Regions from separate parts of the Homo sapiens genome. Here region 2 is linked to region 1. The links are chromatin loops, found by intact Hi-C in ENCODE. Cell type or tissue: Caco-2. All regions are shown on one strand. Links, peaks and the distances in the headings refer to the core of each region. The heading gives the core; the rest is flanking DNA.

Evidence for each region. Peaks named below come from ENCODE experiments on the same cell type or tissue, not always from the same donor. Only the 100,000 strongest peaks of a DNase experiment are listed, where the experiment ranks them.
Region 2: a loop joins it to region 1, with 5 times the contacts of the local background. A loop is called at or near these places in 7 of 110 quality-filtered maps.

What each region holds. Positions count from the first base shown.
Region 1 is chr13:110,217,662-110,228,709 of GRCh38, forward strand. All of the region lies in intron 2 of COL4A1 (collagen type IV alpha 1 chain), which reads right to left. Among named protein-coding and RNA genes, the nearest start is that of COL4A1, 84 kb to the right of the region's middle. In Caco-2, for the core only: a CTCF peak has its summit at 4,738 (motif pointing right); a DNase peak (open chromatin) is centred at 4,750.
Region 2 is chr13:110,569,766-110,579,591 of GRCh38, forward strand. No RefSeq gene overlaps it. Among named protein-coding and RNA genes, the nearest start is that of RAB20, 13 kb to the left of the region's middle. In Caco-2, for the core only: no CTCF peak of the experiment used is centred there; a DNase peak (open chromatin) is centred at 5,856.

The sequences.
Region 1 (11,048 bases), core at 2,551-7,550:
ATGCAGAGCACTGATCAAAAAAGGAAAATCATACGCCAAAGCCGGAGATGACTACTGCTGTGTCCCCAAATGATGAAATTCAGAATTTGTGGAGGGAGAACAAAGTGCCATTGTCTATAAAGATGAAAGAATACAACATGGAGAATAATCTTAGCACCAAAATTAGGCATTGTAAATTAGGCATGAAATAGGGTTTCATGCATGGAGCAACTTAAAATTCTTGCTTAATGCATTATCTAAAGCAAGCATATACTTTTTAAAAAATCCTTAAAATGCGTGGATAGAAAGTCATTTTATAATACCCAATTATTTCCCTTCCTCTTCCAATGCTTGTAGAAACAAGTTCATGATTCAGGAAAGCAAATACTCTAATAAGCTTCCGTCATAGCTAAGTCAGAAATTCAAATACAAATCAAATACCCAGGACAGCTGAAGTTAAAATAGCATGAAGCTTCTAAATGTGGGGGGAAAATATAATTACCAACAACAAAAACTGATGTTAACACAAAATATACCTAGAATAAGCAGTCATCAAAATTCTTACTGTCAAAGGCCTGTTTCAGTGGCTGACATGGAATCCATATCTTTAAATCAAAATTTTAATGGATTTTTCCAATCTGAAATATTAGGATCACGGATCTTCACAATGGACTGAAGCACACACAGAGATGCTGCCAGCTCTCGGGGGCTTCCTCTACGCACGGAATGAGTACGGGTACCGGGTTTGGTACTGAGCACTGAGTGTACTGGGTATGGCAGCCTCCATGTGCTGGGTGCATCCAAGGGAAACAAGCAATGCTTATCAGGGAAACTGCAATTCCTTCTCCACCTCAACCCTGTAACTTCTTCACAGGCAATGAAATTGTTTTATTCATTCATGGTGTTTGAATTCAATAAAATGTCATGGGATGCTGAACTAGCCAATTGCATAACATGACGCTCAGCATGAGGTAGGATTCCACATACGAATCCTAAAAACTTTAAGAGGTAGTGAAAGGTTACTGGGCAGGACAGGACCCCCGTCGCCTTTGCAGTCCAAGCATTCTAGGCACCATTCCAGACTGGCTGGAGTCCGCAGCAGTGGCTGAGAGGTGCAGGGCAAGCTGCGTTCGGGACCACGATGGCCCTGCTGCTGCTTTCTGTCATCTAGCGCCTCGAGATTTCCATTTACGAGCAGACTGCAAATCATTCAGGGAATGAAAGCCCTCACATTTGAAGCCAGAGCTCACCAAGTATCCAGTGAAAGGGAAATGATGTCAAGGATGGGTCACAGTCAGTGGGTGACTGCAGAACTCTTTCCGAAATTCCACAAGGCCAACTCCTTGAGCCCAACCACCATCAGAAGAGACATCAGAAGAGACATCTGCAGGACCATTTCCTGAATGCCGCCGCTGGGAAAGGGGTGGGAAAGCTGCGGTGGGTGCCGCGGGGTCATGGAAAACTCTGTGGCGAGGCCCCGCCGGGAGCTCCCTCCACACCATGAGGCTTGACGTCAGGGCAGGAATACTGCCACCACAGTTTGAGGGGGGACAGATGCAAGGAGATCCCCTAGAGGGTCTGCTTTGCCTAAGAGGAAGGCGTGAGTGCTCACTCTCCTTTGCTCTATGAGACATACAACTGAACTCTTAAAAGGATGTATATGTGTTCACTAGAAGTATGTGAATGAAATTTAACAGTGTGGATTGTTGCACTTAGCAGCTACATTTATCATTACTATTATTTCTTGCATTTAAATATTTAACATTAAAGCAGCAAAGATTAAACCAATCATGCATAAAAAGCGTGGCTGCAAATCTGTATCTTCTTCCCGAAATTCTCATTTTCTCCCTCCAGCCCAGACGTCTAGCTTGAGACAGTGAATATCAGGAAATGTGTGCAGTGGCCCTCCATCAACTATGTGGGTATACGCAAGAGCTTGAGCAGCACATACAGACGCACCTCAGCTTATGATGGGGTATGTCCCAATAAGCCCATTGTAAGTTGAAAATATATATATATATGTATATATATATATATGTGTATATATATGTATATATATGTATATACATATGTGTATATATATGTGTGTATATATATGTATATACATATGTGTATATATGCGTATATATGTATATATATGCGTATATATGTGTATATATGTATATATGTGTATATATGTATATATATGTATGTATGTATATATGTGTATATATATGTATATATGTGTGTGTATATATGTATATATATGTGTGTATATATATGTATATATATGTGTGTATATATATGTATGTATATGTGTGTGTATATATACACATACATACATATACATATATATATATATATATTTGAGGCAGGGTCTCACTCTGTCACTGAGGCTGGATTGCAGTGTTACTATCTTGGCTCACTGCAACCTCAGCCTCCGCAGTAGCTGGGATTATAGTAGTGTGCCACCATGCGCCGCTAATTTTTGTATTTTTAGTAGAGACGGGGTTTCGCCATGTTGGCCAGGCTGGTCTTGAACTCCTAACCTCATGTGATTTGTCCGCCTTGTCCTCCTAAAGTGCTGGAATTACAGGCGTGAGCTACTGCACCCAGCCCAATAGAAAATATTTTTAACTCAAAAACACATTTAATACACCTAACCTACCCAACATCATAGCTTAGCCTAGCCATCCTTAAACATGCTCAGAAAACTTAAACACTGGCCTACGTTAGGCAAAATGGTCTAACACAAAGCCTGTTTTATAATAAAGTGTTTAATATCTTGTGTAATTTATCAAATTCTGTATCAAAAGTGAAAACCAGAACGGCTTGTGGCTCCTGACTGGCATTGCAAGAGTTGCCTATCGCACAATGCTAGCCCAGGAAAAGATCAAAATTCAAAGTTTTTATCTTTTGAATTTTGATCTTTCAAAATCCATGACTTTCAGATATCATGAGAGCTGTTCTATTTCTAGGAGACTTCGGGACTTGTCCTGCCTCTTCTAAAGCACGTGGGGTTGTTTGGGCAAGTTCCTCATTTCATGGGCCTCCACCGTCCTCCTTCTGACTATCATTAGCTTGGTTCTGACTACTCCCAAGGCTGCCGATGATGGAGATGAGCAAATCTGTGTGAAGAATGGGAGAGAACTCAGTGCTGGAGTCTCCTGGCCGAAAGAACAGTGGCTGGGGTCTGAGGGGTGGGAGCTGGGCTGGATAAACTAGAAGTGAAAATGCCTTCCTCCGTATGGCCAAGCCTGGACTACAACTTTTATACTGGACTTCTGGCCCCAGGATTCTTGAGTGGAAAATCCCAAGCCCTCACGATAAGGTCCATGTGATGAAGAAGGTCCACCCTGTGCTCAGCGAAAGCCTGCCTGCAGCTATAGCATTTAATGCAGAATTGTCTCCAGGTGTCCATGTTCAAGGAGAGATTTCTATTGGACAAATCCTGATGTTGAAACATTATCTGAGCCCATGATGAATTCTGGCACAATTCTAGGCTCAAGTATTCTAATATGAATTTTAACATTCACTATGAAGTTGACTGACAGAGCTGAACACTCAAGTCATATGTAATCCAAAGCTAGAAGGCGATGGTTACAAAGGAGATGCACAGTGAATATTTCTGATAGATCCACATTTACAAAGAAATAAAACCATAGATATTTTCTGATCCATGAAAATCCACTTTGCACATCAGCTTAAAAGAAAAAAATGAATTAAAAAGAGTCCTTCAGAAAATACTTTCTAAAGAACTATCATTCAACACAAGAATAACTCAAGGGGGCCCTCAGTATGGTCTTCTTATAAACAATTTAAAAGTTCCCCGAAAGCCATCCAAAAGCAAACAAACCATCTGACGTCCCCGATCCAGTAAAAATGTTCTAGGAGAACTGAGTGCTGATAAATTACTGGCAGCCAAAAAAAATCTTAAAAATTTCCAAAGGTCTTTAAATCTTACCAAAGTTCCAGACATTTGTCCATGATGAAAGTGGAGACTCACTCATGGAAGCGCACAGTAAAGCTGTGAGCAGCAGCAAAGGTCTCCAGAGGCAACTATTATCTTCAAGAGTTTTTTCTTATCTTTTTTCAGAAAAAACAGTCCAAAATGCTCTCATTAATTCTTACTCCAAAGCAGTACTCCGTTTCAAATATTGTTAAACAGAACCATTTTAAGTCAGTCCCCCAGAGCAGTCAGATTTCCACGTTGGAAAGGAAGAAAAATATGATGATGATCTTTTTCCAAAGGCTTGTGAACCTGCTCAGTCAGATTCCACGTGTGCCTGCGCTCAGGCAGCGCGTCTGTCATCAACAGCTTAATTCCGTTTTCGCATCAAACCACACCAGCAGACAGTGCGTTCTCTGGAAACACTTGTATTTTCCTGGCTCCGGGCTCCATCAACAACACATTCAAATGCCCATGTGAAGGGCCAAGCTCCTGGTCGGGGCGTCCGTAGACACCCACCCTTCATCCACCTCCAGGCACCTGCGACCCACACAGCAGCACCCCAGGGCCCTGGCACCCCTCAGCACATTCGAGAGCGCTGCCTTCATGTGAAACAGGCACATTCACACCCTCCCCGGCGGGCCCTGGCACCTCAGACACACCCATGGGATCTCAGCCAAGCACCCCCTTGTTGAAGAAGTACTCAGACACTGAATGATCTGGAGAAAACCCAAACTCTGGCAGACAGTGGATCCAGCCCGTGACAGGCCCGGGCGGAGGAACCAACGGCCTCAATCAGGGCTTGGGTGAGGAGTCTCCGTGGGCTGCAGCTGCTCGCCACTAGAGGGAGCTCTGGGACTATACATTTTCCCCCAAATAAACTAAACCTCCCTGGTGGACCTTAAAGAATTAAGGCTTTTTCAGGCCGGGCGCGGTGGCTCACGCCTGTAATCCTAGCACTTTGGGAGGCCGAGGCGGGTGGATCACGAGGTCAGGAGATCGAGACCATCCTGGCTAACATGGTGAAACCCCGTCTCTACTAAAAATACAAAAAATTAGCCGGGTGTGGTGGCGGGCACCTGTAGTCCCAGCTACTCGGGAGGCTGAGGCAAGAGAATGGCATGAACCAGGGAGGCAGAGCTTGCAGTGAGCCGAGATCGTGCCACTGCACTCCAGCCTGGGCGACAGAGCCAGACTCTGCTTTAAAAAAAAAAAAAAAAAAAAAAAAAAGAATTAAGGCTTTTTCCTAAATATTCATTGTAGTAATATATTACTATTAAAATATTAAATATTCAGTGCCATTGAACACATTCTGTGGGCGGAGTGAGAGAAATCACTTTGATATGGCCTAAAAGAACTCTATGGTAAATATTTTTAATTAGGATTCAAAATTTAATTAAAATTAAATATAAAAACTAGTAACCTGAATATCGAGGCTATTGCGTTACAGGTAAATGCGGTCAGCCTATAAATAATGAGAATGATGGATATTTTCTGGATAGCATTTTCACATCCATTTTATAAATTGGGAGAGTATTTGAATCTAATGACAATACAGAAAAAATAGCAAATTCAATTTTTAAAATAGCTGTATGGAAATAGAAAATACTGAAAAAATTACATTCTACAAAGCATGCATAAAATAGATACAAATGTAATCACAGGGAGGTCTCTAAGAAACCACTGCTAAACATCCCACTGCCAGTAAAACTTATGTAAAGGTTCTTCTTTGGTCTTCTTCCACTATAAGTTTATAGAAAACTTATGCATTAAGGTAATTTAGTCCATTCTCCTGAGTTTTGCCAATTCTAAAAGAAAAAAAAATCTATCCAGTTTTTTGGATCCCAAAAAAGATGATAACATTCTCTCCTTTGCTTAACCTATCAGCATGAACACTCATTAAAACCAAAATCACAGATGCCTCTTTCTAAACCTACTACCTAACATTCTGTTTCTCAAATATATATTTTTAAAAACATCTTCAAAACGAGAAAAACAGTACAGAAAACAAGTGTTCTGCTACAGGCTTGGAACCTCACTTGCTGCAGCTATGGACGGTGTGGATGGTTGTGCATGTTGCACACTGCAGCAATCAGAGGCCAAAATCAGCCACCGAAGCTAGGTGTTGGCACAGCAGGAGGCCTTTATCTAATATGACAAAGCTGGAAAAAGCCCAGTGGTAGCAAAACCATCCTCCAAATAAGTTGCACAGAGCTCTCTGGGGGTTCCTGCCTGGGTGACACCCCAAGGATGGCAGGACACACCAAGCAAGAGGCAGCCTCCGTGTAGACTTTAGAGGCTTGGTACTGACCTGCCAAGAGTTGGGAAGCCAACTGAGGAATGTCCCTCAAGAGAGCCCTAACCCAGGGCAGGGGCTGAAATGCCCAGTCACCACTGCCAACACTTTGGTTAACTTTTGGTTTTGGATTTTACTTACTCCATTAAAAAAAATATATATGGAATACTATCCTCAAAGACCTAGAAATGCACATGGCATAAATGAATGCTTCCAACTTGAGCTCCAGCCATTGCAGGAATGATCACACTTAGGAGGTGCTGAGAGTCTGCACATGAAATCACGCCTCTGCTCACCAGCACAACCGTCTTTTTTTTTGAAGTTCCATGAAATTTATCACAATTCTAGGTCATGACTTAGTTAAAAGATTTGGGGTAAGAAGAAAGACTGCAGGAACATAAATAATTGATAACAAAATATCAATAAGAGGTTAGCTCTCTTCTGAGTTTGTATAAGAAAAAAATATATATGTTTTTGAGATGGAGTCTTGCTCTGTCATCCAAGCTGGAGTACAGTGGCATGATCTTGGCTCACTGTAACCTCCACCTCCCAGGTTCAAGCGATTCTTGCGCCTTGGCCTCCCAAGTAGCTGGGATTACAGACGTGCACCATCATGCCTGGCTAATTTTTGTATTTGTAGTACAGACAAGGTTTCACCATGTTGGTCAGGCTGGTCTTGAACTCCTGACCTCAGGTAATCCGCCAGCCTCGGCCTCCCAAAGTGCTGGTATTACAGGTGTGAGCCAACGCTCCTGACCTAATTTTTTTTCTTATAAAGACACTTTGCTTTATTTTCATTAGCTCCAAAGCAAGGCCCCTGAGGGTTCGAAAGACATGTTCTACATTAACAGAAATGTTGAAAAATGCCAATTAGTGCCTAAGTACTTAGACAGCCGAGGATGTTATTAACGTGAACTTAATAATGTATGTGGGTGTGGGGCAGCGTTGTGGAACAAAACGAGGACACAGCAAAGGCAGGAAACACCACAAGGTAGGTGATGGATTTTTTTTTTCTTTTTTTGGTCTGTGATAAAAGTAAACTTGAAAATTGCAGATGAAATACTCTGAAGATAAGAATTATAGTTAATAATACAAAAGCATGCAAGACAGTCTTCAGGTTTAAACCTTGAGAGAATTGCTCATTGGCAATTAAGAAAAACCTTTCTTTTTTTTTTCCTTAAAAATGTGTTAGATATAATTATTTATCAAAATTGGGTTTTACAGGTGCCCTGCCAGGGGACATCCAGGGTCCCCATCCTCTGAGTGGTTCCGTAGTCCCTGCGGTTCCCTTGCCAGGGTGTGCAGAGCCGCGTACATAGCACCTCCAGGAGATGCTGGAACCCAGCAGGCAGTGACTGGCATTCCCTCTCGTTCCCTCCCCCCAGCACTTCGAACAGATGGCACAGGGTAGGTACTCAATTAATATTTTCACGACTGGGCCGGGTGCAGTGGCTCACGCCTATAATCCCAGCACTTTGGGAGGCCAAGGCGGGTGGATCACCTGAGGTCAGGCGTTCAAGACCAGCCTGGCCAACATGGTGAAACTTGTCTCTACTAAAAATACAAAAATTAGCCCAGCGTGGTGGCACACGCCTGTAATCTCAGCTACTTGGGAGGCTGAGACAGGAGAATCGCTTGAACCCAGGAAGCAGAGGTTGCAGTGAGCCGAGATCATGCCATTGCACTCCAGCCTGGGTGACAGAGCAGACTCCATCTCAAAAAATAAATAAATAAATAAACAAAAATAAAATATTTTCATGAGTGACTCAGGAAAGATCCCAAGAAAATGATATAAATCTACAAGAGGGTGCAGATTTAGGAATCTTAATTTCAAATGACTGCAAAAACAAGCACCTGCACTCCGGGTGAGCACGCGGAGCTCCGGGCGCCCTGCTTTTCATGCTCTCTCTTCAGTCACTGCATGGATGGGCAAAGAACCTAAGCCTGGAATTCTGGTGCTGGCTCCAGCGCCAACCCCTGGGACGCTCTGAAAATCAGCTTTGCCATCATCTGTAAGTCAGGGATGACTCCACCTGCCTGTTTTACCTGGCAGCATTATTTTAAAAATCAAACGTGCTCAAGTATTCAGTTAAATGCTGTACAAATGGTTCTGAAAGAAACTGGTCTGACTTCACTGCTTTTTAAACACGTAAATATTTTGTGTTTATTCTCACGATTTCTATGTCCAACAAGCCAGCTGCATTTCCTCTGAAGCCACAGAATGTTTTAAAAGAGAATGAAAAGGCCACACTGCTAGTGTTCCCACAAGTCATGACCCAGGAAGTATCTCATTCCTGTTTTTGTGGCTAAGACAGACATAAGAAAATTGGAATTTCTTGAGTATTTAAAAAAGATGACAGTTTCAAGAAACTCCCCCCTTTATCTTATACTCAAGGTTTTGTGTTTTTTCCTTAATAAATATCTCTGTAATTCAGGCAGTTCAAGCATAGAACATTCCATTTATTCTGTCAGGTCAGCCTGGGTCTTAGTAAAGCCACCACACTCCTCCATGGTTAGCCTGGAAGTAGCTAACGACATACACCGGTCTGAAATCCCCAGATTACTTCCTTACCCCCAAGCAAGTTACTTGTCTGTATCTTATCACTGATAACATTTTCCCCCAGCATGCTGCAATAATTTCAATACTCCATTAATCATACTTGGAATCTAAGAGATAAGAACAGTTCCCTTGACTCCCAGATATACAATTGCCAGGTTAAAACTAGACAAACCAACTTTGCCCATAGAATACAAGGTAATCTCAGCAGAGCTGGAGGTTTTACAAAACCCACTATTAGCCTAACCTCATTAATTTGAAAAAGCAGTAGTGAGATCAATCTAAATTAATAAATAACTGAATTTTAATCTCTTTTAAGTAAACACCATTAATTCCTTTAAAACATATACAGTCACCCAAAGAAAGAAATTAAGCCAACATCTTGAAGTTTTTTCTTTTGTGTTTTGCTTAAAATCTTGGTTTTAAAACTGAATAGATAAGAAAAGCATATAATTGCAAACTCAATGCAAAATACCGGTGCTTAATTAAGACAATAAATAGCTACTTCATAAATACTTAAAAATGGTCTTCCCTGAGCTGCTAATCTCTCTTCACCTCAATGCTCTTCATAAAGTTGGCAAGCCTGTTTTCAAAAGATAATATGGAGATATATTTCAATCCAAGGTGTGGCCCAATTATTTAAAAATTTCTATCAGTAAGACCTTATTTAATGCCATTTTCACTATGCCTACTTTGTAGACGTTTTAAAGATTAAACTTACAGTATCATTTCCTGCCTTTTTTTCTTAACTACTTAATGTCAATAGACTAAAATATTGAGATCTTCGGCTAGAAACTAAGATGTGGAAACAGACCAACTGGGTTACAGTTTGCAAATTATGAGGTATAAACTTTCTAATAAAAATAGATTGTAGAGTATATAAACATGTTACACTTTCCCACGTATATGGATTTTTTTTTAAGTTACATCAATTGGGCGATAGATGACCAAGTATGGGTACGGTAGACACACACACACACACACACACACACACACACACACACAAACACACACAAACACAGAATCAGAAAGAGAGAGAGAAACGAAGAGACAGAGACAGAGAGACATAAAGAGAGAGAAGCTTCACTAAGAGGCAGGTTGGGGGCACCTGGTTCCCACGCCCCCAGACCTCCCACTCCCAGGGTCTGAGGTCTGGGACACATCACTGAGGCAATTTGTCTTTGGCAAGAGAGGGCCAGTCAGCCATGCACCCTGAAATGGCCTTCCCTTGATTCCCAAATATACAATTGCCAACTTGGTGGAAACTGAGCTCTCATGGGAATTCTAAACCTACAGGTGCCCACCCTTGGTTCTCCACAGGGAGAATCAGCACGTTCTGTGAAGAAACAGGGAAAGCAGTCATCTTTTTAACAACTATTTGATATTCCACATAAATATCCTGCCGTGGGTTAGGCCCAGAATTTTGGGATAACAAATCAGGCAAGGACAGGGAGGCAGCCCTGTCTCGGGTCTCCGGGGAGGCCCGCTGTGGAGGAGCTGATCCCAGAGCCCTTCCTGGTCCCTGCGGTCCCTAAATACACCCTCCTGGGTGGAGCTACACCTCGCTGCACACACAGTCCTCAGGTGCCCATTTGAACGTCACCCTCGCTGGGCAAGAGGTGCCCGGTGACAGGTGGGAAAGGGATGCACAGGGACATACACGCGCCTTACAGGACTCAGGAAGCGCAGCTGGGCGGGACCATCGCGGAGCACCTGCCAAGCCACGTGCTTCTGCAGTAAAATCACCCACATGCTTCCAGAGCTGACACCCCGCTATCAAGCACAGGATGCCCCTGAGGAGTGGTGGTGCGGGGGCGGGGGGGGGGTCTACATCAGGAACAAAATATTGGACAGGATGGAAAAGAACATGTGTGTTCTTCTCTGTCACTGGGTGAAGCAGATTCCTTTAAAAATCCAATTTTGAAGGGCACATACTGAGTAGCTTCCGTGCAAGGCAAGTTTTTAATGACTACCCACTTCCGGGCCTGTCACTACCCACTTCTGGCCCGTCGCACCCAGCAGGCGGCTCCTGCGCCCCCTCCAAGTGGCAGGGAGAACAGGGAAGCCTTGGAAGGGAACACGTGACCCAGAATGCGAATGAGCAGCCTCCAGGCTGGGGGACTCTTCTTTGAAACACAGGGAAGACACACATTTAGGATTAACGATATAACTTCCTAAAGGCAAATGAGTGAGACAGGAAAGGAAACGGATGCTTATACCAACTCCCATGTTCCTAAATTATCATCTATTTCCCCCTCCCTTTGGGTTCACGGCCTTATCCAATAGGA
Region 2 (9,826 bases), core at 3,655-8,654, 350 kb after region 1:
TGGAGTCAGGGAAAAGGGAGAGGGGGTGGACAACGTTCTCAGCACCCAGTTATGCTCAATAAATATCTGTAGCCTGAATGAGTCTGAAAACTTGAGCTGGAGTCAGTGAGGAATACAAAATCAAGAGATGTAAAGAGGAAGAAGTGTTCGAGCACCTTGGCTCACGCCTGTAATCCCAGTACTTGGGAAGGCCGAGGCTGGTGGATCATCTGATGTCAGGAGATCAAGACCAGCCTGGCCAACATGGTGAAACCCTCTCTCTACTAAAAGTACAAAAATTAGCTGGGCATGGTTGTGGGTGCCTGTAGTCCCAGCTACTCAGGAGGCTGAGACAGGAGAATCGCTTGAACCAGGGAGGCGGAGACTGAGTAAGCTGAGATCGCGCTACTGCATTCCAGCCTGGGTGAGGCAGAGTTAGACTCCGTCTCAAAAAAAAAAGTAAGAAGTGAAATATTTCAAGGCGGGCACATCCACAAAACACCAGAAAAGGCAATGCTTTCACAGAGAAGACAAACCATCTTCTTTTCTCTCCTCGGTCAGAGACCATCTGATGCTCTAGACAGTGGCTGCAGTACTGGCAAGACAGGCAAGTCAAGGAGGTAACATGGACGAATTTGCACAACTTAGAAAAGACCTGTAGGTATAATGTTAAAAACATTCAGCCCGGCGTGGCGGCCTGAGCTACTCTGGAGGCTGAGGTGAAAGGATTGCTTGAGCCCAGGAGTTCAGCTGCAGTGAGTTATGATCATGCCAATGAATAGCCACTGCACTCCAGCCTGGGCAACATAGTGAGACTGCAGCTCTAAATAGTTTTTTTTAAACTTTTTTTTTTTTTTTTTTGGAGACAAGGTCTGGCTCTATTGCCCAGGCTGGAGTGCAGAGGCATGATCTCTGCTCACTGAAACCTCTGCCTCCCAGGCTGAAACCATCCCCCACCTCAGCCTCACAAGTAGTGTGGACTACAGGTGTACACCACACCTGGCTAATTTTTGTTTTTTGTTTTTTGGTTTTTGTTTTGTAGAGACGGGATTTCTTCATGTTGCCCAGGCTGGTCTTGAACTCCTGGGCTCGAGAGATCTTCCTGCCTCCGTCTCCCAAAGTGCTGGGATTACAGGTTTGCACCACTGTGTCCGGCCAGCAAGTACTTTGGAATAGTTCCTTATTCCGTCTGCAAAGGACGGTTCCTAGGGCTTAGCAAGGGGAATTTGAACTGTTAAAGGAAAAACCTAAGCCTAAAGTATTAAACTATGGGGAAGGGCCAGGTGCAGTGGCTCACACCTGTAATCCTAGAACTTTGGGAGGCCGAGGCGGGCGGATTACCAAGGTGTGCCTATAATCCCAGCTACTCTGCAGGCTGCGGCAGGAGAATCGCTTGGATCCGGGAGGCAGAGGTTGCAGTTAGCAGGCCGTTAGGAAAGGTATTTGAGTCCTGTGACTTTCCACTATCCAGCAAATCACATCTGGTAGCTGTTATTCTCCTTATTAAACACAGATATCCATGTAGATAAGCATAATCTTCCCTTCATGCTTTTCCTTTCCTTCATTCATTTCCTTCATTCAGAGCCGAGATCGTGCCACTGCACTCCAGGCTGGGTGGCAGAGCAAGACTCCGACTAAAAAAAAAATGAAAATAATAATAAACTATGGGGAAGAATAAAGAAGGAATTGCCTACATTTAGAGGGAGGTAGAAGAACAAAAAGAGGAAAATATATAACTATTTTAAAACCTTTTTAACATAAGTCTTTCAAATCCTAGAAACTTGGGACTTGTGTGAGGGGAGGACCCTTCTCTCACTCTGTTATACTTTCTGAATGTTTTCAAAAGCACTGTAGACACGGTGATGCTTAGAACTGGGGGAGGCCAGGCCTCCTGGAAGAAGTTTGCTGAGGGCCTGTGGATAGAGAAGCAGAAACAGGAACACAGCCTGGGGCAAACATCGTGCGGATGATGGGCATCTCAAACACTGGAAATAAATGAGGCTGCGGGAGCAAAATTGCTGGTTCCCCTGCTGAGCACACCTGCCCTGCTTGGAACAAGAGCAAAGATGTCTGGTGGGGGAGCCGATGTGAGATGGATGGATAGACAGGGCCCCCAGCCTGGGGGATGGGACCAGGGACCATTTGTGAGATAAACCCAGGTATTAGCCCAGGGCAGAGGCTCCCAGCTGACCTTAAAACAGAGGCAGCCCAGCTCCACCCAGCACTTCTTCAGCAGGCCTGGGCTGGGGGTCAGAGAACTCGCATTTCTAAGATGTTCTCAGACTGAGGGACCCAGTGGAAAAGCGTCCTGATTACTGGGTTATAAACACCTGAAGAGTTCTGAAAGAAATGGGCCACACCCTCAGGATCCAAAGTCTTAAAGGAAAGCTGAAGAGGTGTCCTGTGAGTTCAGGGGCACCCCGGTGAAGCCTGGGGCTTAGAAAGAAAAGAAGTGTTTATACCAGGAGAGCAGAGAGCAAGGAGCAGGGAGGGGCCAGGGCAGCCCCCAAACCGGAGCCCGAGGCCGGACCCTGCCTCTGACGAGGAGCATGCCCGGCCACCATGCTGACCCCTGCATCCTTCTTTCTTTGTCCCTTGAAGCCCCTCAAAGTCCTTCCTGAGACACATCCCCTCCCAAGGCACACCCTGGAGGGTCTCAAGACTTGAAAATCAGTCAAGAAGCAGGCAAGGAGTGAGCTGATCACTGTAGTTAAAGAGACGGCACCAAAGACATTGTACAAAAGAGGGCAGGAAGATGTCCATGTGTCTGCACCAGACCTTCTGCGCCAGTGAGGGATGCTGCAGGCAAAGGCAGGGCAGATGGCAAGAGGGTCCCTACCCAGCCGCAGCACCCGGCAATGCCCACCAGAGCCGACCCCCTGCCCGTGTTCTGTGAGTCCACGTCGTCTGCATCAGGGTGCTGATGGCAAAGCCTCCGGGTGTCCCTCCGTTGCAGGGTCTACTCCTGCAGTGTGGACAGCAGAGACGGAGGAAGTTCTCCCAAGTGCGGGGAGGTAGGCTCTGTGGGAAGCCCTTCACTCAAAGGCACACTCATGGTTTTGTTACCAGAGCAGCTGAAGAATTCAAAGTAGCTTCTGAGAACTCTAACTGTCTGGACCATGCTATAGTAAGGGCTAAGCTAACTTAAGAGCCATCCAAAAAAAAAAAAAAAAGAAGAAGTGAAAAGGTGATTGATGTCAGATGTAAACCCAAGAGGGTAACACAGCAATGCTGAGACATCCGAAACAACTTCCTATTAGCTGTCCAGGACCTTAACCCAGGTCTTAAGGGATCCTGTCTTTTTTAGTCTAAGGCAGTTGAATACTAAATTATTAAAACAGGTCTTATTTTATGACCCTAATCATCGACAAGAGGCGCCTTTTGTTGTTGTTGACACAGAGTCTGGCTCTGTAGCCCAGGCTGGAGTGCAGGGGCGCATCTCGGCTCACTGCAACCTCCACCTCCCAGGTTCAAGTGATTCTCCTGCCTCAGCCTCCAGAGTAGCTGGGGTTACAGGCACACGCCACCATGCCCAGCTAATTTTTGTATTTTTAGTAGAGACGGGGCTCCATCACATTGGCCAGGCTGGTCTCGAACCCTGACCTTAAGTAATCCATCCACCTCGGTCTCCCAAAGTTCTGGGATTACAGGTGTGAGCCACCGTGCCTGGCCGACGAGGCACTTTTCCCTCAAGTTAACAAAAGGAAAAGAGAAAAGAGAAACCTTCTGAAGACAAACAATAGATAATTGGGTGAAAGATGGATGAATTCTCCCCACGTCTGTAACTCCTAAGAAACAGAGGCCCTATGTTCTGCATGAGGACATATCCGTTGTTCACAATCCCCACACTCAGCTGAAAACCACAAACCCACCCAGAGGGATTGCCTTTCTTCTTCTCCATTTGGGTACTTGCTCTCCAGCTGAATTCCACTTTAATTTCATCAGTGAAGGTCAGTTCAATTGGATAGACTGCAAGCTCTTTTCAGAATGTAAGGGAGGATTACTCTGTGAGAGATCTAATCATTTATTTTTAAAATACAGCACTTGACTAAGAAAAATTTCCTCTGCAATTAGGATTTTACCCACTTCTATGCGATGCACCGTATGTCATTTTCTAGAGTGGATCTAAAGTGCTGGAAGAAAAGAAACAAGAGTCACATCCACTTAAAAAGCCATATAAAAATTAAATTATGATATGTTCACAACACAAAAGAGTAAGGAAAGAAAATAAAGAACTAAATTTAGTTTCTTTAGAGATAAACACTAAAATGAAATGATAGCACAACTGTAATTGCAAATGAATTTTCATTAAATGGTAGGAAGACTAAATCAGCTAATAGTTCAGAAGCAAAGATGCCCTTTGTTATGGGTTAAATTGTGCCCGCCCCCCCAAAAAAAGATACTTTGAAATCCTACCCACCGTACTTCAGAGTGTGAACTTACTTGGAAATAAGGTTTTTACAGGGCAATCAAGTTAAAATGAGGTCATTAGGGTGGGCTTCAATCCAATAGGCGGGTGCCCTTATTAAAGGGAGGGATTTGGACACAGCCACACTGAGACGAAGATGCCATCTACCAGCCCCAGCACACTGGAGGTGCCGGGAGCGGAAGAGAGGCTGGACAGAGGCTCCCACGCAGCCTCAGGAGGAGCCAACGCTGCTGACACCTCAGACTTCTGTCCTCCAGGGCTGGGAGACAAGGCGTTGACATTGTTCTAAGCCACCCGATTGGTGGTACTGTGTTTCTGCAGCCTCTGAGAACTAACATACCTTTAAAGATCCAGAGGATTTAGTAAAGCATTGTGGCACATACTCAATGTGCACCAAAATTAGTCTTACCTGTTAAAAAAGCCAAAATCCCTCACTAACTGTACGTGGATTCTGAGAAGGCAATAGAAGAGCATATTCACAATGTGAAGTAAGACACATCAGAGTTAGGTTTGTTGCAGATTTTACAAATTTCAAGGACGCTAACCAATCAGCCACTGTAATTTTTCAATCAATTTTAGCAGAGGGGATCTACTCCCATCTCCTAGATAGAGCCACGCAGGTGTCACAGACTAGCTCACACGGCACAGAGACCCCCCCAAAATCTGCAGACAGGAACCACTCCTTAATTAAGATCTGAAGTGACTACTTACACATTAGGAAAAAAAAAAAAAAAAAGACCCAACAATAGCATTGGAAGATACATTCATCAGACCTAATCCTCACAATAGCCTTGGGAAGTAAGCTTTGTCCTCCAGCTTTACAGAAGAAACCGATCGTGAGAGGTGATGTCCCCCACCAAGTACACCAGGCAGGAGCCACAGAGCTGAGCCACGGTTCCCACAGGCTCCACGGGTCCAAGCTGCCCACCAGTACCTGGACAAGGACCCCAGCAGTCCAGAGAGGAAAGAGACAGCACAGTCCTTTATCTTTACTTCCTCAGTGGAATCACCAGGAATTGGTGTGCAAAATCATTCCACATTCTAAGGTGTGCAGTGTGGTTGTGCTGCACACATCCGTGTATTTTCAGATGGCTACAGTGCACTCAGCAAATCCATTATGCTGGACTTAGGGGCATTTTTTCTACTTTTGAGCAAAAAGTGTATCTGGCTTCAACATGACTCAAAACCAGAATTTGAAGCAATGTATCTGCTGCTACTAAATTTAAATCTGCTGCTGCTCTTCACAACCTGCAGGAGAAGGAACGCATTTCTTCGCTGGACAGGATGCCTTCCCCAGGGGCTACCATCTGCCCTTCCAGCCTCTCCCTGACACACATGGAACTTCTGGGTGGCTCCCAAACGCAGGCTGACGTCACCAGATGCTGATTCTGATCCTCACCCTTCCACCCCCCATGTCAGCCCTGACCTCAGAGCCTTGTTGCCCAGCAAGCCACTTCATTCTGTGCAGCCTCTGGGGAAGCTCCGTGGTGACCTCCGCTGGCAGGATCATCTGGCCCTGGCTCCTTTTTCATCCTTCATTGGTTAGCAGGTCAGTTTCTCCCGCTGGATGGAGAACTTCTGCAGAGACGGCCAAGCTGAGCCCTCCCCTCACCGCAGGGAAGAGCTGAGTCAGATGAGAGCAGGGAGGCCAATGTCACTTCCCCAATGTCACCAAACGTCAAATAGAAAAGTTCACCTGGAAGGAAGCAGTGGGGACAAAACCACCACAGGGCGACTTGTGGGCTCACAGACAGAGGCCCCGCTTCCCCAACACAACCACCTCTCTCCTTCCCTCCCTCCCACACACCCCAGAGGTCATCACAGCAGCTGGGCGTCCCGCAGCCCATTTGTCCATCCCCCACCCGCTCTGGGGGACCTGCTCCTACACAGCAGACCCTGAAACCAACATCACCTGCGACTTCGTCGTGGCCCAATCTCGCAGTCGCTTTAGCCTTTCAATCTACTTGTCTTGCACCCTGTTCCCCACTTCCTTCTTTTTGAAAATCGATCCTGGACCTTCCCAACCCACCTGACCACAGGGCCCTTTACCTCCCCAGGGATCTCCCTTTGATCAAGTGGGTTTGCTCTTTAAATAAACTCCACAAACACCTGCCAGGTGCCTTGCCAGTTTTCATCTCTGTGCTGGTTACGTAGAAAATTGTCCACATTTCCCCCAGTGATTCAGGAGGCTGAAGGGGGAGAATCACTTGAAACTAGCCTGGGCAACATAGCAAGATGCAGTCTTCACAAAAAATGTAAAAACTAGCCAGGCATGGGAGCATCTGCCTGTGGTCCCAGCTACTCCAGAGGCTGAGGCAGGAGGGTCACTTGAGCCCTTGAGTTTGAGGCTGCAGTGAGCCAAGAACACACCACTGCGATGTTGTGATCTCGGCTCACTGCAACCTCTGCCTCCTGGGTTCAAGCAATTCTCTTGCCTCAGCCTCCCAAGTAGCTGGGACTACAGGCGTGCACCACCACGCCCAGCTAATTTTTTTGTATTTTTAGTAGAGACTGGGTTTCACCATGTTGGTCAGGCTGGTCTTGAACTTTTGACCTCATGTGATCCTCCCACCTCAGCCTCCCAAAGTGCTGGGATTACAGGTATGAGCCACCATGCACAGCCAATAAAAAATTTTTTAAATAAATAGATTTTTTTAGCAGTTTTAGGTGTGCAAAAACGAGTGGAAAATACAGCGTTCCCATGCCCCGCTCACACTCCCTCTGTTCCGGTTTTCCCTATGACTAACAGCTTGGCATTCGTGTGGTACAGTTGTTACAATGGAGGAGTCAATATTGCATTAGTATTGGCACAAGTATTACAATGGAAGCATTGATATTGATACATAATTATTAACTAAAGTCCACAGTTTAAGTTAGGGTTCATTCTTCATGTTGTACCTTCTATGAGTTTGGACAAATGTATAATGACATGTATCCACCATTATAGTCTCACCCAAGATAGTTTGGTTTTTTCTTTTCTTTTTTTCCTTTTTTTTTTTCTTTCAAGGCAGAGTCTCACTCTGCTGCACAGGCTGAAGTGCAGTGGTGACATCTCGGCTCACTGCAATCTCTGCCTCCTGGGCTCAAGCGATCCTCCCACCTCAGCTGCCCAAGTAGCTAGGACCAGAGGCATGTGCCACCACACCTGGCTAATTTTTTTTTTTTTTTTTAGACAGAGTCTCACTCTGTCACCAGGCTGCAGTGCAGTGTCACGATCTTGGCTCACTGCAACCTCTGCCTCCTGGGTTCAAGTAATTCTCTTGCGTCAGCCTCCCGAGTAGCTGGGACTACAGGCGTGTGCCATCACACCCAGCTAATTTTTGCATTTTTAGTAGAGACCGGTTTCACCATGTTGGCCCAGATGGCCTCGATCTCCTGACCTCGTGATCCAACTACCTCGGCTTCCCAAAGTGCTGGGATTACAGGTGTGAGCCATCACACCCAACCAATTTTTTTTGTTTCTTGTAGACATGGGGCTTCTGTGTTGTCCAGGCTGGTCTCAAACTCCTGAGCTCAAGCGATCCAACTGCCTCGACTTCCCAAAGTACTGGGATTACAGGCATGAGCCACCAGACCCGGCCCTCATGAAGGATAGTTTGACTGCTCTAAAAATCCTCTGTGCTCTTCCTATCCATCCTTCCCTCCCCCAACCCCTGGCAACCCCTGGCAACCCCGATCCTTTTACTGTCTCCATCGTTTTGCCTTTTCTAGAATGTCATATGGTTGGAATCATACAGTATGTAGCCTTTTCTGATTGGCTTCTTTCACTTAAAAGAAAACTTTTGGGCCAGGCGCAGTGGCTCATGCCTGTAATCCCAGCACATTGGGAGGCCGAGGCGGGCTGATCATGAGGTCAGGAGATCGAGAGCATCCTGGCTAACACAGTGAAACCCTGTCTCTACTAAAAATACAAAAAGTTAGCTGGGTGTGGTGACGGGTGCCTGTAGTCCCAGCTACTCGGGTGGCTGAGGCAGGAGAATGGTGTGAACCCGGGAGGCAGAGCTTGCAGTGAGCCGAGATCGCACCACTGCACTCCAGCCTGGACGGAGCAAGACTCTGTCTCAAAAGAAAAAAAAAAAAAAACTTTTGAATTCTTTATTTTCTCTAAAGTTGTGCAATGTGATTCAGTAAAATCTTTTCTTAAGTCTATGCGGCGTATATTTGGATATGCACAGAAAAAGTATGGGATGTGAATACTAAACTGTCAGCAACCATCATCTCTGAAGGAATGAATGGGAGGGGATTCCTTCAGGTCACTCTGCGGTGAAGATTCCAACCTCTTCTTCCAGCATGGGTGTTTGAGCGCTGTGTACTCCGGGTCCTCTGGGTCTGAGTTACAGCCACTCGTGGGCGTGAGTTCATGATGACCTCAGCCCGCTGCTGCAGACCAACCATGGAAATAGACACTGGGAGTTTGGAGCACATGGAGATGGGGCCAGTAGGGTGAAAGAAGGAAGAGCAATGTGGGCAGCTGCTCATCCCTGCGCCGGCAGAAGTGAGAGCGGGACACATCCCCAGGCCACCTGCCATGGGATGGCTCACGTCCCTCAGAAGATACAATGATGTCCTAACCCTAGTGCCTCAGATTGTGACCTCATTTGGAAAGAGAGTTGTTGCAGACATAACTAGTTTGTTTTGTTTTGTTTTTGAGATGTAGTGTCGCTCTGTCGTCCAGGCTGGAGTGCAGTGGTGCCATCTCAGCTCACTGCAACCTCCACCTTCCGGGTTCAAGCGATTCTCCTGCCTCAGCCTCCTGAGTAGCTGGGATTACAGGCATGTGCCAGCATACTCGGCTAATTTTTGTATTTTTAGTAGAGATGTGATTTTGCCATGTTGTCCAGGCTGGTCTGGAACTCCTGATCTCAAGTGATCCGCCCGCCTCGCCCTCCCAAAGTGCTAGGATTACAGATGTGATAGTTAAGATACTTGAGTAGTATGGGCCCTAAGTCCAATATGCCTGGTATAAAAGAGGAAATTTATTTTTTGTGTTTTTTTGAGACAGGGTCTTGCTCTAACCCTGTCACCCAGGCTGGAGTACAGTGGCATAATCTTGGCTCACTACAGCCTTGACCTCCCAGGCTCAAATAATTCTCTGCCTCAGCTTCCCGAGTAGCTGGGAGTACAGATGCACACCACCATGCCCAACTAATTTTTGCATTTTTTGTAGAGTCAGGTTTTGCCATGTTGTCCAGGCTGGTCTCCAACTCCTGACCTCAAGTGATCCACCCGCCTCGGCCTCCCAAAGTGCTGGAATTACAGGCAGGAGACCCAGCGCCCGGCCATTTAATGTGCTTTTTAGTTTCCTTTGAGACCCGCTGCTTGACCCATGCGTTATTTAGAAGTGTGCTGTTTAGCTGTTTAGTTTCCAAGTGTTTGGAGATGTTCCTATTATCTTTTTGCTTTTGATTTCTAGTTTGA